2 separate regions of the Homo sapiens genome follow, and region 1 is linked to region 2. Evidence: chromatin loops called from intact Hi-C (ENCODE). Cell type or tissue: mesothelial cell of epicardium. All regions are shown on one strand. Each heading gives the region's core, and the rest is flanking DNA. Links, peaks and the distances in the headings are about the cores only. Region 1 overlaps SEPTIN9 (septin 9). Region 2 overlaps SEPTIN9 (septin 9).

Evidence for each region. Hi-C counts contacts between places; a loop is a spot of excess contacts. Peaks named below come from ENCODE experiments on the same cell type or tissue, not always from the same donor. Only the 100,000 strongest peaks of a DNase experiment are listed, where the experiment ranks them.
Region 1: a loop joins it to region 2, with 23 times the contacts of the local background. A loop is called at or near these places in 6 of 110 quality-filtered maps.

Annotation. Positions count from the first base shown.
Region 1 is chr17:77,393,642-77,396,543 of GRCh38, forward strand. The region is part of intron 2 of SEPTIN9 (septin 9); the gene reads left to right. Among named protein-coding and RNA genes, the nearest start is that of MIR4316, 2.0 kb to the right of the region's middle. RefSeq lists an enhancer at 1-156. In mesothelial cell of epicardium, for the core only: no CTCF peak of the experiment used is centred there; no DNase peak of the experiment used is centred there.
Region 2 is chr17:77,470,476-77,473,377 of GRCh38, forward strand. All of the region lies in intron 3 of SEPTIN9 (septin 9), which reads left to right. Among named protein-coding and RNA genes, the nearest start is that of MIR4316, 75 kb to the left of the region's middle. RefSeq lists enhancers at 289-1,488, 1,368-2,075, 1,452-1,591, 1,952-2,081, 2,076-2,781. In mesothelial cell of epicardium, for the core only: no CTCF peak of the experiment used is centred there; DNase peaks (open chromatin) are centred at 946 and 1,688.

The DNA.
Region 1 (2,902 bases), core at 183-2,682, 77 kb before region 2:
TGCAATGGCACAATCTCGGCTCACCACAACCTCCGCCTCCTGGGTTCAAGCTATTCTGCCTCAGCCTCCCGAGTAGCTGGGATTACAGGCATGCACCACCACGCCTGACTATTTTTGTATTTTTAGTAGAGATGGGGTTTCTCCATTTTGGTCAGGCTGGTCTCGAACTCCTGACCTCAGGTGATCCACCCACCTCAGCCTCCCAAAGTGTTAGGATTACAGGCATGAGCCACCGCGCCTGGCCTCAGGGGCACCTTATTACCCCATCACCTCCTACAGCAGGTGACACTGAGGACACTGAGGCTCAGAGTAGACTGTGGTTATGTCACTCTCCTGTTTGGTTCTCCTGCTCTCAGCCCTGAAATAAAGAGCACGGTCCCTGTGCAGGCCCATACGTCCTGTCTCCAGCCCTGGAGCAGTCCTTAAGCTCCTTGAAGGCACACCAGGCCTTTGGGCCTCGTCCCCCAAGTCCTGGATAAATAGGAGGTGAAGGAGCCTTTGCAACTGGACCCCACTCTGCCAGCGCCAAGGCCCTGCCTGACTACCCACCCCACCCTACACAGATCAGGGACCTGTGCCAAGGTCCAGTGTCACAGGAGAGTGAAGACAAGGAGGTGCCCATGGCGTACATGCTGCTGGACTCACTCTGTAGATCCTAAGGGTTATGGGGAGTTATCTGCCAGGTGAGGTTTTCCCGTGGCTTTTTCCTGCAGGCTCAGGGTAGCATACAGGGAGGTGCTTCCCTACTCCTTGGCACCATCTGTCCGGCTTCCCTGAGCCCTGACCCTGGCTCCTAGATAGCCAGTGTTTCTTCAGGGACAGAACCTGCTTTGCTGCTGCTCAGAGGAGACCCAGTTTGACCAGGGCTAGCGTTCCTGGAACCTGAGCCTGGAATTCCACCCTGCCCTGGGCAGAGGCCACGTTGCTCCCTCCTACGAGAGCTGAGCTGCGCATGAGATTATTCTGACCTTGGGCTCTACCATTTCTTTGCATGACATTTGTCCCAGGCTGGAGCAGGGCTCTGTGGCTCGCTTGGTGTTCCCTCCCCAGACTGAGGCCTGATATGTACACCAGGAAGTGCTTGATCTGGTTTCAGGAGCTGGGAGCGGTTTGCCAGGCAGCCTGTGGTCAGAGCAGGGGCCTTAACAATGGTCCCTTGTGCGGCACATTCCTCTCTAAATAGGCCCAGGTCCAGGCTGCTCCTGTTTCGACCCCGCCATGGGCCTGGAGGGGAAAGTTTGCATCTGGAGGGTGGCCCACTGTGGCCTCTTTTTGTGTAGCAGCTGAGACCGTAGGTGCTTGAGAATAGGAGAAGCCCTGTGCCCATCCTGGGCTGTGAGATGTTTTTCCAGAGGTGGGGATGGGGATGGGCCAGCATGCAGTTACCCACACCCTCCAGCTTGTTGGCATCAAGGTCTGTGTATGTGTGTGTTTTTTTTTTTTTAATTTTGTTTTTCCAACATGGAGTCTTGCCATTTGCCCAGGCTGGTCTCGGACTCCTGGCTCAAGCGATCCTCTAGCCTCAGGTTCCCAAAGTGCTGGGATTATAGGTGTGAGCCACCATGCCCAGCCAGTACCAAGGTGTGTTTTTTAAGAGCAATATTGGCCGGGTGCAGTGGCTCACGCCTGTAATCGCAGCACTTTGGGAGGCCGAGGCAGGCGGATCATGAGGTCAGCAGATTGAGACCATCCTGGCTAACACGGTGAAATCGTGTCTCTACTAAAAATACAAAAAAATTAGCCAGACGTGGTGGCCGGGCACCTGTAGTCCCAGCTACTCGGGAGGCTGAGGCAGGAGAATGGCGTGAACCTGGGAGGTGGAGCTTGCGGTGAGCCGAGATTGCGCCACTGCACTCCAGTCTGGGCGACAGAGCGAGACTGTCTCAAAAAAAAAAAAAAAAAAGAACAATATCGATGGTTTTATTCCCTGAACATGCTAAGTGATCCCCATGTAGTATAAGCATCTCAGAAGGCAGGAAAATGTAATGAACAACACCCACCGCCATTCATTCCATCCAGAGATCGTTATTTTCTGCCCGGGTGTGAGTGTGTGTGTGCGTGCAAACTGCACATGTGTGTATGAAATGGAATTAGGATCTTTGTATACATCTTGTGTCCTGCTATTTTTACTTAATATTCTCGGCATTTCTCATCTTCAAAAATGTGATTTTAATGATGGTGCAGGCCTTTGACATATGGGTTTAGAAAATCTGCGGAAACCCGGACTGTTTCCAGGTTTTGTCAGTTTAATGCTGATGCAAATGTCCTCGTACGTAAATCTTTCTGTACTTCTGATTATTTCCTTGGGATAAATTCCCAGAAGTGGGCCAAAGCACATGAACGGTCTTCAGGCTTTTGGAGCAAGTTGAGATCGGTGGGGATTGGAGAAGGGACCCAGGGAGGCTTTTGGGAGCTTGCGAGATTGGAGTCTGGCTTTAGGGGACTTGAATTCACAGATGAAGGAGATGGCTGGCAAAGGTGGGAACCTCCTGCTCTATGGGTGGGGGGGTGACACTGCTTTACCTTCCAGTGACAGCATGGGGATCCTCCCAACATGACCTGGCTCCGCATCTTTCTGACACTGTGCACGGTCCACAGTTGTGATGCTCAGCTGGGAGCCTCTTCTGTGTCCTTCAGTTGCATTAACTCCTTGCAGACAGAGGAGGAAGCTGTCCGGTGCTCCTCCCTGCTGCGTGGGTCCTTTGAATCTGCCCAGTTGGGCCTGTGGATCTGTGCAGTCACGTACGGGGTTCTAAAATCTGCAAAATGACAAGCTCACGAACACTCTCGCTTCTGTGGGTGAATGTGGATACCCCTTGGCTGCGTCTCCCTCCACAGGGAAGATGGAGACGTGTAAAGTGACAAGGACCTGCTACCCCTGGGCAGGTTATGCCGGTTCCAC
Region 2 (2,902 bases), core at 155-2,654:
ACCCATCCACTCATCCACCCATTCACTCATCTACTCATCCACTCATCCATCTATCCACTCATCCACCAATTCACTCATCCACCTATCTACTCATCCACCCATCCATCCAGTCATTCATCCATTTGCTCATTCATCCGCCAACCCATCCATTCACCTGCCTGTTCATCCACCTACCCATCCATTCATCCATCTGTCCATCCATCCACCCACCCACTCACCCATTCACACACCCATACACCCATCCATTTATCCAACCATCCATCCCCATCCTTACTTCAGAAAGCATTTGAAGTTGCTGGGGTGTGCACTTGGAAAATGCGTCATAAGCTTTCATAGGCCTCTCTTTGGCTTCCTCACTTCTTTGATTGGTCTTTCTTTCGGACATGCAGGATTCTGAGCAGCTCTTCTGGGAGGTGGGTGCAGTCCAGGTAGGCTGCCTGCAAAGCTAGGACCGAGGGAGCCACATCCAAGGCACTGTGGGTTCCCAAGGCGATGGCACTGTGGGCCCACTGCTTCCAGACCTCCTCAACTCCCAGGCTCCTGAGCAGGAGGACTCCTGGGGCAGGGCCTGGAGACGGGAAGAGAAAACAATTCCAGTCTCTCAACTCTTGTCAGTCCAGGTGGGTGCTGCATGGATTGGGGGCACCTGGAACAGTTGGCCCCTTCACCCCTTTCCCCCACCTTTCCAGCCCCTCTGGCTATAATCAGACAGTTGTGTGCGATGTCTTTCTCCCTCCTGAAGGGGTCATTTAGTCAGGCTCCTACTCATGGCCCAGGAATGTGCCCCTCCCTGCCTGTCCCCTACCCCCAAGCAGGCCGTGCCTCCAGCCCCCTGCTGTCTCTGAAGGGCCTGGGCATGGGGCAGCCTCTGCAGCATCCCCAGGGCCCGAGCTGATCTGCACAGCAGAAGGGAATTGGGGGAAAGCTTTTTTTCTACCCAGCACCTGGCAGGGGGCCACCCTGTTGCACCCCAGAGACCCTTGTCTAAGTTTTGTTATTTCAGATGATTTCATAAGTTGGGGGAGGCGGAGCCCCAGCCCCCACAGCCCCTGTTGTTGCCTCACTGCTGAGCTCTGCTGTGTATCTGCTGACAGGTCTGCTGATAGCAGAAGGGGCTGGAGAGAGGGAAGCTCTGGGCCCTGCCCTCCCCAACCCCTGCTTAGGGGACATCCCTGATAAGAGGAAATTCCAGCCTGTGACAGATGGCCAGTGTCCACCCACCCACGGGGGAACTTTTCTTTCTCTTTGTAAGTTTGCAGATTTGCCAGGAACTAAAGGAATCTCTGGTTGACAGGCCACTGTGGACATGGCTGGAGGGCTGGCACGGGCTGGATCTTGGGGTTGCTTTGAGGTAGGGGCCGCTCCTGCTGGAAGGTTCCTTGGGGTGGGGAAGGCATCAGGGCCATTCCCTGACCCTCCCTCTGCAGTGGATCCACTTCAGAGCCTGAGACAAGGCAAGGGGGCAGCAGAAAACAGAATATAAAATAGCCCCCCCCACCACACACCGCACCAGAAGTCAGAGGATTCATCCTTGGCCTGCCCTCCCTGCAGCCTAAGTTCTGAGAGTGGCTCTTTAGGAAGTGAATGGTGATGGTTTGCAGGTCAGAGCTTGCTCTGGCCCAAGATTGATGTCTCAATAGGCCGCGGAGCCTGGGTGAAAAAACTCAGGCTAGGGAGGTGGTGGGTTGCAAATGAAAGAACAGAGGAGGGCCTCTTCCAGAAAGCGGCGGGTGGTGTGAGGAGCCCTTGGACCTTGTCCAAATTTGACTTTACCGACTGGGGCCAATTGAAACCGTGCTGGCAGAAAGGCAAAACTGCTTGAGATTCCTTCCTCCACAATAGAGGAGAGGTTTGCTTGAAAGGGTTTGGCGAGGGAAAAGCTGGAGGAACCTTGGCCGGCAGTAAAAGTGGGGACCCCCGCCCCCTGCCTCGGGGGCGCCTCGGCCCCTGAATGAATGAAAGAGGAGGCTGGATGGAGACAGACTCACACCACCTGTCCCTTCCAGGTCCTGCAAAGGAGCACACAGGGTTCTTGTTGGCTCTTCCACCTTGTTAGTCACCAAGAAGGAGAAAACACCAACAGGGGAACTGTAAAGCTGCAGTTTTGTTTAAGCCCCATAGTGGAAACCGGAAAGAGCTCCAGCTCGGAGAAAAATGCAGCTCTTTGCCTTTGCAAATCCGTGTCTTTCTCTGGGAGGCCAGAGCCATTGTGCTCGATTTCTAAGCAGGGTTTCAGAGTGTCTCAGGAGGGGAAGGCAGAGTCTCAGATTTCCGGCATCCCAGGTCCTAACCAGGCTTTGAGGAGACGCTTCCTGTCCCATACAAAGTGTGAAGTGTAATTTGATTTGGAGTTAGTTAACAAATTAGATGAGCTGTGTGCATTTTAAAAATTCAGTCCTTGATCCCCCACCCACACACATTTGCACAATTTGGTCATTTATATTCAGTGTTTCCATCTTTAGAAGAGAACAGGAAGTCCCCAGTGACATTTATGGAGTGTTTGTAGTAGCTTGGGTAGGTCAGTAGGAACACAATGCAGTGAAAAGCAGAGTTGAGATGGGAAAATATCCTGTTTTCAGAGCCCCCCAGGGATGACATTCCTTATCGTCTCTGTCCACCCGCTCTGGAGTCCACTCCGCAAACAGCAACTTGTTCTCACTTGAGAGCTTCCTCCTGCCGGAGCTCAGGGATGGAGAGCAGCTGGCCTCAGTCTTCTCCTCTTACCTCTTTGTTTCTCAGACTCATCTTCCACCTTGAATAATTGTTTTTAACCTGCTCTCCCTCTTCTCTAGCTGTAGAACCCAGAACTTTGTGTGTGTGGTCAAAAGTTTAGAGAGTGCTGCAGGTAATGCTGAGATAACCCTATTAAATTCTGTAAGTTCTCATCACACCAAGTTTGTTT